Regions from separate parts of the Homo sapiens genome. Here region 2 is linked to region 1. Evidence: chromatin contacts called from ENCODE Hi-C or POLR2A ChIA-PET data. All regions are on one chromosome and are shown on one strand. Each heading gives the region's core, a stretch centred on a gene start or an enhancer-like site at or near the end of the contact. The rest is flanking DNA. Distances are from core to core; before and after follow the strand shown. Region 1 overlaps LINC01182 (long intergenic non-protein coding RNA 1182). Region 2 has its middle 120 kb from the start of LINC01085.

Region 1 (4,657 bases), core at 929-3,428:
ATGAGTACTCATCATTTAGCTCTCACTTACAAGTGAGAACATGCGATATTTGGTTTTCTGTTTCTGTGCTGGTTTGCTGAGGATAACGGCCTCAAGCTCCATTCATGTTCCTGCAAAGGACAGGATATCATTCTTTTCCTTATAGCTGCATAGTATTCCATAGTGTATATTACCACATTTTCTTTATCCAATCTGTCTTTGATGGGCATTTAGGTTGATTCCATGTCTTTGCTATTGTGAATAGTGCTGCAATGAACTTTCGCGTGCATGTATCTTCATGGTAGAATGACTTATCTTCCTTTGGGTTATATAGCCAGTAATGAGATTGCTGAGTTGAATGGTAGTTCTGTTTTCAGCTCTTTGAGGAATTGCCACACTGCTTTCCACAATGGTTGAATTAATTTACACTCCCTTCCACAGTGTATAAGTGTTCCTTTTTTTCTGCAACCTCGCCAGTATGTTATTTTTTGACTTTTGTATAATAGCCATTCTGACTAGTGTCAGATGGTATATCATTGTGGTTTTTATTTGCCTTTCTAATATCAGTGATGTTGAGCTTTTCTTCATATGCTTGCTGGCCACATGTATGTCTTCTTTTGAAAAGTGTCTGTTGATGTTTTTTGTCCACTTTTTAATGGGGTTATTTTCTGCTTGTAAATTTGCTTAAGTTCTTTATAGATGCTGGATATTAGACCTTTGTCAGATGCCTAGTTTACAAAATTTTTCTCCTGTTCTATAGGTTGTCTATTTACTCTACTGATAGTTTCTTTTACTGCACAGAAGTTCTCATTTAATTAAATCCCATTTATCATTTTTTGCTTTTGTCATGATTGCTTTTGTCATATTCATCATGATATATTTTTCTATTTCTGTATCTGGAACGGCATTGCCTAGGTTGTCCTGCAGGGTTTTTATAGTTTTGGGTTTTACATTTAAATCTTTATTCATCTTGAGTTAATTTTTGCTTATGGTATAAGAAAAAGGTCCAGTTTCAATTTTCTGCATATGGCTAGCCTGTTGTCTCAGCACTGCTTATGGAACAGGGAGTCCTTTCCCCATTGCTTATTTTGTCAGCTTTGTTGAAGATAGATGGCTGTAGGTGTGTGGCCTTATTTCTGGGCTGTCTATTCTGTTCCATTGGTCTATGTGTCTGTTTTTGTACTAGTATCATGCTGTTTTGGTTACTATATCCCTGTACTATAGTTTGAACTTGGGTGACATGATGTCTCCAGCTTTGTTCTTTTTGCTTAAGATTGCCTTGGCTATTTGGCCTCTGCTTTGGTTCCACTTGAATATCAGAATAGTTTTTTTTCTTCTAGTTCTGTGAAGTATGTCACTGGTAGTTTGATAGAAATAGCATTAAATCTGTAAATTGTTTTGGGCAGTGTGGCCATTTTAAGGATATTGATTTTTCCTATTCATGAGCATGGAATGTTTTTCCATTTATTTGTGTCATCTCTGATTTCTTTGAGCAGTGTTTTATAGTTCTCATTATAGAGATCTTTCACCTCCCTGGTTAGCTGTATTGCTAGGTATTTTATTCTATTTGTGGCAATTGTAAATGGGATTGCATTCCTGATTTGGCTCTCGGCTTGGCTGTTGTTGATGTATAGGAATGCTAGTGACCTTTGTACGTTGATTTTGTATCTTGAAACTTTGCTGAAGTTGTTTATTGGCTGAAGGAGCTTTTGGGTCGAGACTATGGAGCTTTCTAGACATAGAGTCATGTTGTTGGCAAACAGGGATAGTTTGACTTGTCTCTTCCTATTTGGATGCACTTTATTTCTTTCTCTCGCCTGATTGCCTTGCCGTGACTCCCAATACTATGTTGAATAGGAGTGATAAGAGAGTGCATCCTTGTCATGTGCTGGTTTTCAAGGGGAATGCTTCCAGCTTTTGCCCATTTAGCATGGCGTTGGCTGTGGGTTTGTCATAGCTGGTGCTTATTATTTTAAAGTATGTTCCTTCAATACCTAGTTTATTGAGGGTTTTCACTATGAAGAGATGTTAAATTTTATTAAGGGCTTTTCTGCATCTATTGAGATTATCATGTGGTTTTTGTCTTTAGTTCTGTTTATGTGATGAATCACATTTATTGGTTTGCATATGTTGAAGCAACCTTCCCTCCCAGGAATGATGCCTACTTGATCACGGCGAATTAGCTTTTTGATGTGCTGCTGAATTCAGTTTGAAAGTATTTTGTTGAGGATTCTTTCATCAGTGTTCATCAAGGATATTGGCCTGAAGTTTTATTTTGTTTGTGTCTCTGCCAGGTTTTGAATCAGGATGATGATGGTCTCATATAATGAGTTAGGGAGGAGTCCTTCCTCCTCAGTTTTTTGGAATAGTTTCAGCAGGAATGGTACCAGCTCTTCTTTGTACATATGGTAGAATTTGGCTAGGATTCTATCTGGCCCTGGGCTTTTTTTTGGTTGGTAGGTTATTTAGTACTGATTCAATTTTGGAGCTCATTATTGGTCTGTTCAGGGAATCATTTTCTTCCTGGTTCAGTCTTGGGAGGGCGTATGTGTCCAGGAATTCATCTATCTATTCTAGGTTTTCCAGTTTGTATACGTGTTTGTGTATATAATGGTGTCTGATGGTTATTTTTATTTCCGGGGTGTCAGTGGTAACATCACCTTTGCCAGTTCTAACTGTGTTTATTTGGATATTCTCTCTTTTCTTCTTTATTAGTCTCGCTAGTGCCTTATCTATGTTTATTTTATTTTCATGATGAACCTATGTAGTACCACCATCACCCCCTATTTAACACATGAGAAAATTGAGGCACATAGAAGTTAAATAATTGGTACATGACAGAATCAGAATTTTAACCCAGAGTCATAATTTTAATCTGGCCCCAGAACCTGCTTTCTCAATACTTCACTCAGTGCCTATCACAGAAATAAGCAAAATCTTACAAGCAGGGAATTCAGCCTTAAACCTCCCTGAATCTATTATTGAAATTTGCATGGCCCCTGTAAATTTGGGAAATTAATGCATTACTGCCTACTCCAAAGTTATATATAATTGTAAACTCTAAAGCAGTCTGTACAAATAAGAAATTGAAAAATTTTTTTCAGATACTACAATGGTCCAGTCATTTCATGGCTTCTAACTAAAGATCTGCCATACTGTGCTCCCTAATTTTGATGGGCTTCTTATTTTCCATGAGGTTCTCTAGGCTTGAAATATCATAATTATCCTAGAATTAAGATATTTACTGAATGTATTCTATGTTTCAAACAGTTGAATGCTGTAAGGGACATAAGAGAGACAGAATATGGAGATCCTAATTTTATCAGTAGAGTGAAAATTACGGTTTCCCACATCGTGCCTCTGGGAATATTGAGGCCTTGGTAGTCATCAGTTTAGACAAGAGGAAAGTTTTGTCCACAAGTCACTATGTAGTGCCTAGGGGTGTGGAAAGAAGAGACCTCTGAGTGTTTGGTAAAGTAGAGTTAATCAGTACCATCTTTAACTGAATTGTTTTCCACATAAACCAAGGGCTAAAGGTGAATTGGGCAGATAACACAAATAATTGCTTTATTTCAAAGGTGAGTCATTTCTGGCCTGGGGCACTTGATCCAGATTTCAGTTTGATTTCATCACATTCTTACAGTCACTTCTGCTTTAGCCTAGAGATTAATTTCTATCCTGGTGGACTAGTATGAAAAAACTATTCCACAAGATGTCTGAAGGTTTAATAATTAAAGCAGATGAAGATCTGTAACTAATCGAAGGTTCAAAGTACCAGGAGTTTTAAACACAGAGCCCTGATGAACAGCATGCAGTCTCTTACAATCAGCGTTCACCTCAAAAACTTCTGAGTTCACACCTCTTTTCTTAGCATTCCCTTTCTTTTCTCTGTTGGAATCCTTCCCATCCCCTCTCCCTTCAATTTTTTTCCCACATTTCTTCCTCTCACTTGCATTCTCTAATTGGTCACAGTGAATAATGGAAGCACCAAACCCTAGATATTAAGAGCAAACCCTGGGTTTTGCAGATGAGGAAACTGAGGCACAGGATGGAAAAGGGGTTTGAAGCAGTCAGAATGGAAACTTGGCTCTTTGGATTCACCAACCGAATATTTTTATATAGCATTTACCAAAAGTATTTAAAAATATTATTTTTTTGTCATATTATAAAATATTTCATGGCCATTGTAAAAGATGTTCAAAAATACAGAGACTGTAAAGAAAAAATAAAAATCACTTACTATGTCTTCACCCAGAGATAACCACTATTAACAATTTGGGTATATTTCCTTTCAGTCTCTTTTCCATTCAAATGAGCAGACATTACATTTATTTTAAAGAAATAGGATTCTACTGTAAGGGCACATTTGATCCTGTTTTTTTATGCTTACTTTTTGCTTTTTAGCATTGTCTCATTGATACAGGAGTTAAAAAGAAATCATTGGGCAGATGTGAGGGTATGGAAGTTCTCGGTAAGGCTTTTCTTTTTAAGGAAAAGCAGCCCCAAATTATTTTCTAACAAAGAGCAGCCTGTAAAATCGAGCTGCAGACATAAACAAGCAAGCTGGGAGCTTGCACAGGTGAATGCCAGCAGGAACTAGGGACTGGACATGTTTAAGACGGCAGCTCCATCTTTCTTTGTCTGCCAGCCACATGAACAGTAAGGAGCAGACAAGATG
Region 2 (4,657 bases), core at 1,072-3,571, 290 kb after region 1:
TGAGTCTCCAAATAGTCGACTTCCAGCTGTTTTCAATATTCAGAAATATCTAGTTAAATCACAGCACTGTTTGGTTTGTACAACTCAAATATAAAGTTAAACAATTATTACTTGATGAGTATAATTTGTCTAGTAGAGAGACCCATGGTGGGGTAAGTGGAGAAGAAAAAAATTTTTTTGGTGAAAACTCAGAAATAATACCAATTTGGTCTTGTTTGCTCTTTTATAGATGACTCAACTGATGTCCACTGGGAGGAAAAGTGAATGTAGATTAAGGTTTACCGTGAATACAAATTAAGCTTAGGTTGCCTAACTATTCTATCTTTCCAGAGAGTGGCAGAACAATCATTCATGGAGAATTTATTGTTACTTCCAATTGAATAGCACTGGCTATTAAAAGTTTCTGCTTTTCTGTAGTTTTTAACCTTTGGTTCAAGTTCTCTGGAGCGTCACACAATGGCTCTTGTTACTATTACAAGTGATGCCTTTCAGCCATGGGGATATGAGAGTGATGGGCTCACTGTTAGATATGCCAGCACCAGGAAAGAGGTTATGGCCATCTTCATGCAGACCATGACTGATAAGTCAATTGTTTTCCTTAACAAGGTCTATGAGCCATGTGCAGTGGCTTATGCCTCCTAGCTCTTTTGGAGGCTGAGAAGGGAGGATTCATTAAGCCCAGAAGTTTTAGAGCATCCTGGGCAGCATAGTGAGACCCCATCTCTTAAAAAAAGAAAAAATTTAGTCAGGTGTGGTGTCATGTGCCTGTGGTCCCAGCTACTTTGGAGGCTGAGGCTGGGGGAATCCCTTGAGCCCAGGAGGTTGAGGCTGCAGTGAGCGATGTTTGTGCCACTGCACTCCAGCCTGAGTGACACAGTGAGACCTGTCTCAAAAAACTGAAAACAAACACACACACACAAAAACAACCCGCATGAGTCTCTCTGTCATTTGACGCTGTTTGCTGCTTCTGCCACATGTCTTAGAGCTTTGAATTGCAGATGTACTTAACTACCTGAACTTCTGCCTATGTCCTGGGTTCCTTCTTTCTAGAGTATTCTCTGTCCTACTCTCTTCCCCAGATTTACTTCCTCTGGGAAGCTTTCTACCACATAAAATGACTGGATAAGTTCCTCTAATACCTGCTTCAATTGTACCTTGAGTGTTTTCTTGTATATAACATCCAATTATTTTTAGCGACTCATTTCTCTCTCTTATTACTAGGACTGTGTGTTCCTAGTGGCCAGGAATGATATTTTACTCTTACTCTCTTAGCCTTAAGGTCTAGTGCTTGACTGAGATACATAATGGGTTTCTAGTGAAATGAATGACTGGATAAATGAATGAATACATTTTGCAATAACACAATTTTAACCTCCTTGTCTTTTCCTTCATTTACTCACCTAGAGCTCTGCGTAGCATTGCAAAGCCCCTTCCAGTGTCTTTTCCAAGCCCATGCATCAACTCGACTTATACTCTTTCATTATCATGGCAATAGGAAGTGGGAAGTTTAGAAGGAAGAGAAATGGGATGAGGGAGGGAGGAACAGAGAAGGAGTAGCCAGGAAGAGGTAATCACATCAGAATAAAAAAGTTTATTTCATTGATGAGGAAACTGAGACTGAGAAAGGAATGTGACTTACGTAAGTCACACAGGAGAGACCAAAACCTCGTTTTCTGGCTGCCGACCCTATGCCTTTCCACTGTATATGAATATTTCAGCAAGTGCATCTGCCACACACAGACAAAGACATACTGGTTCATTTCCAAAGACAACAATCTCATTGTCAGGGTCATGGGTTGAAATTTAAAGAATTATTCCTGATTTCAACACAGCCTCTCACTTGGAGCAATGACTCAGGCTAATTTTGCAGGCGGCATGTTTTCCTTTGAGATTTCTCACCCGATCTGTTCCCCATCTCCTAGATTGCATAAGGGTAATGATGAATTCCTTGACTGGATCCCAACTTCCCGAGGCTCAAAATAATCACTGTTCTGTTTTCCATGGGAGATGAAGATATATATTAGGATTTTAACATTCTTTGAATATCCACTTTGAAAACAGGAGACATCCGCGGCAGGTGGGGCTTGCAAATGATATTTCTAATCAGATGTTCATCCAGAAAGTAATTAACTTTAGGAAAGTAAAGGCCCTAGAGGCTTCTGAAAAGATTTCCTTACTCTCAATTCTCCCTGAGCATTGCTTGATATTTGCCTCCCCCTGAGCTGTAGAGCCCAAAGGGAAGATGAGAAGCAAGTCCTGCTGATATGGATGCGGATCACATTTGCGTGACTCAGAGCTGTGGGGTAAGAAGCCTTTCTTCCAGCTGTCCTCTCACCACCCCAACCCCAGAGCCCTCAAGGTTGTGTTTTCTCATGTTTGTGAATTGCTCAGAGCTCTGCCAGGCTTTTCAGTTTTATCTGGCCTTCTGCCTTGGCTGCCTTGCCTCTCCTTTTAGGAAATCCAAGGGTGGAGAAATGAATAATCTGTTTCTGAAGTCAGAGAGACATGAGTCTAAGCCCTGGGTCGCCACTTCCTAGCTGGGTAGCAGTGGGCGAGCTGCAGCCTCTTTCTGAGTCTCTGTTTCTTACTGATGACCTGGGTTATTAGAGGACCATTGAGACAGCCCACCCATAAACTCCTAAGAAAGCACTCGGCTTGATGCCTACTTCCTAGAGGTTTCTCAGCAGTGTTCCTATTATTGCTAGCTCCATCCTGTCTTTTTGTGATAAAACCATGTTTGGATAGAGTTTGGCTAGTGCGTTAGTTTCCTAGGGCAGCTGTAACAAAGTACCATAAAGTGGGCATCTTAAGACAACAAAAATGAAATGTCTCACAGTACTCAAGGCCAGAGGTCCTAAATCAAGGCATTGGCAGGGCCACGCTCCCTCTGAAACTTGTAGGAGAGTTTTTCCTTGCCTCTTTCTAGCTTCCGGTGGTTTGCTGGCAATCGTTGGCATTCCTGGGTTTGCAGCTGCTTAACTCCAGTCTCTGCTCTTGTTGTGACACGGAGATCTCCCCATGTGTCTCTGTCTTCACATGCCATCTTATAAGGGCACTAGGCATGAGCTCATCTTAACTAATTACATCTGCAACAGCCCAATTTCCAAAAATGGTCGCATCTGAGGTACTGGGGACTAGGACCTCAACATATTTTTATTGTTGACACGATTCAGCTTATACGAGGTAAATACTACATTATATGCTAAAATATTTTAGTCTATTTAGTCAGTGTAAAATACAAACTTCTGTCTTGATTAGATTTCACTTGGGAAATGTATAATTTATTTGGCTTCATTAGTCTACTTTTTCGTCTTTCTCCTCTATTCCAAGCCTCCTAGCCACTCTTCTCACTAATCCATGATTCGCTCAGCATCCAGTGTTCTCTCCCTAATATCTTCTCCTTTCTAGAACAATCATCTGTCCAGATCAGTCATCTTTTTTTTCCTAGGATGAAGGTCAAATTTCTCACCTTCACACAAATTCTCTTTCAGGAGCTGCCCCTCATTTACCTGTGGGGTGACTAACTGTCCCAGTTTGTCCTGGAATGCCCTGGTATTAGCATTAACATTTTTGCACCCTGAGAAACCCTTCTGTCCTGGACAAGCCAGTTTTCACCCTGTTACTTTTCTGCATGTTTTGGCTACAGATACTCTCCGGCTATTACAGATTTTGTCTTTCCACATGTGTGTTGCATTGGCATTAGCTGTTTGCTCATTGTGCTCTGCTGCCAATTACATGTTTCTTAGGGGATTGAAATCCAGACAAATCTGGGTTTGAATTTCAACTCTTGTGGCCTTAATAAATGCATACTTTATCAGTGTCCATCAACATCAAAAAAAAAAAAAAAAGCAAAAGGGGCATAAAACTATATATCCTTTGGTTGTAGTGAGGGTAAATTAGATATGATGAATAAACCACCTGGCAGAGTGCCTGACAGATACTGGGTATTGCAGAAATGGTAGATGGTTTTTCACTGGTTGGTATGTGTGTATACTGCAGCACAACTGTGTTCAGTAAGTGCTTTCTGAATGAAAGCTCAAAGCTCCAGAGCTCGAATCTCTTGAGCAATGATCTTCCTATCTGTCATTTTCTCTCTCTGACTTAAATCTATTCTCTCAGAGGTTAGCCTTACTAAAAATTTGGTTCAAAGCCTTGCCAAGTAATGTGAAATATGACAGATGTATTTCCTATGGATCTTTTACTCCTGGAATTTTCCATGTGTCAATAATTTCCTACCCTCCAGTAGATTTTGATCTAGCCAGATTCCTTGCCTGGTCCATGAAGGGAAAACAGAAAACTGAAAGACCTTGAACTCCTTCTTGTACTCCAGTTCTCATGAACTCAAAACACAAACTCATTTAAAGTTAGTGTGGCATCATCAGCTGAAAGCTGAGAGTAATTTAAAGGCTTTTCTTCTCTATCAGCTCCCTGAGCCCCTCCAAACAGAAGCATTTTAAACTGATGCCTCTTGAGAGTTCTGTGTATGGAGTGCTGAGAATGAATGAGATTGTCTCCCACCCCAGAGGGTAGCAGAAAAATTCTGATTGTGGCCAACTATCTTCAGCTTCTGGTTTTCCCTAAGATCCTTATTGTAGGGCCACTTGTTCTTTTTATCTAGTAGGTATTTGATGTCATGATGAGATTAATAATTCACAGA

What was found. A loop is a pair of places that touch in the nucleus more often than their neighbours do. ChIA-PET counts read pairs that join two places held with the same protein, here RNA polymerase II (POLR2A). Pooled maps may share reads with other maps.
Region 2: a loop to region 1 is called in a map of MCF 10A, with 8 times the contacts of the local background. The contact joins two enhancer-like sites. A Hi-C loop is called at or near these places in 3 of 168 maps with a recorded cell type or tissue (Calu3, MCF 10A and mammary epithelial cell) and 2 of 50 pooled maps. POLR2A ChIA-PET finds 5 or more read pairs at or near these places in 1 of 52 experiments (MCF 10A).

The regions. Positions count from the first base shown.
Region 1 is chr4:13,698,578-13,703,234 of GRCh38, forward strand. All of the region lies in intron 2 of LINC01182 (long intergenic non-protein coding RNA 1182), which reads left to right. Among named protein-coding and RNA genes, the nearest start is that of LINC01182, 46 kb to the left of the region's middle. Within about 2 kb of position 2,179, at least 3 of the 41 ENCODE cell types and tissues checked have a DNase peak (open chromatin) inside an H3K27ac peak, as active enhancers do; they include mammary epithelial cell, where a contact is called at or near this core.
Region 2 is chr4:13,986,755-13,991,411 of GRCh38, forward strand. No RefSeq gene overlaps it. Among named protein-coding and RNA genes, the nearest start is that of LINC01085, 120 kb to the right of the region's middle. Within about 2 kb of position 2,322, at least 7 of the 41 ENCODE cell types and tissues checked have a DNase peak (open chromatin) inside an H3K27ac peak, as active enhancers do; they include mammary epithelial cell, where a contact is called at or near this core.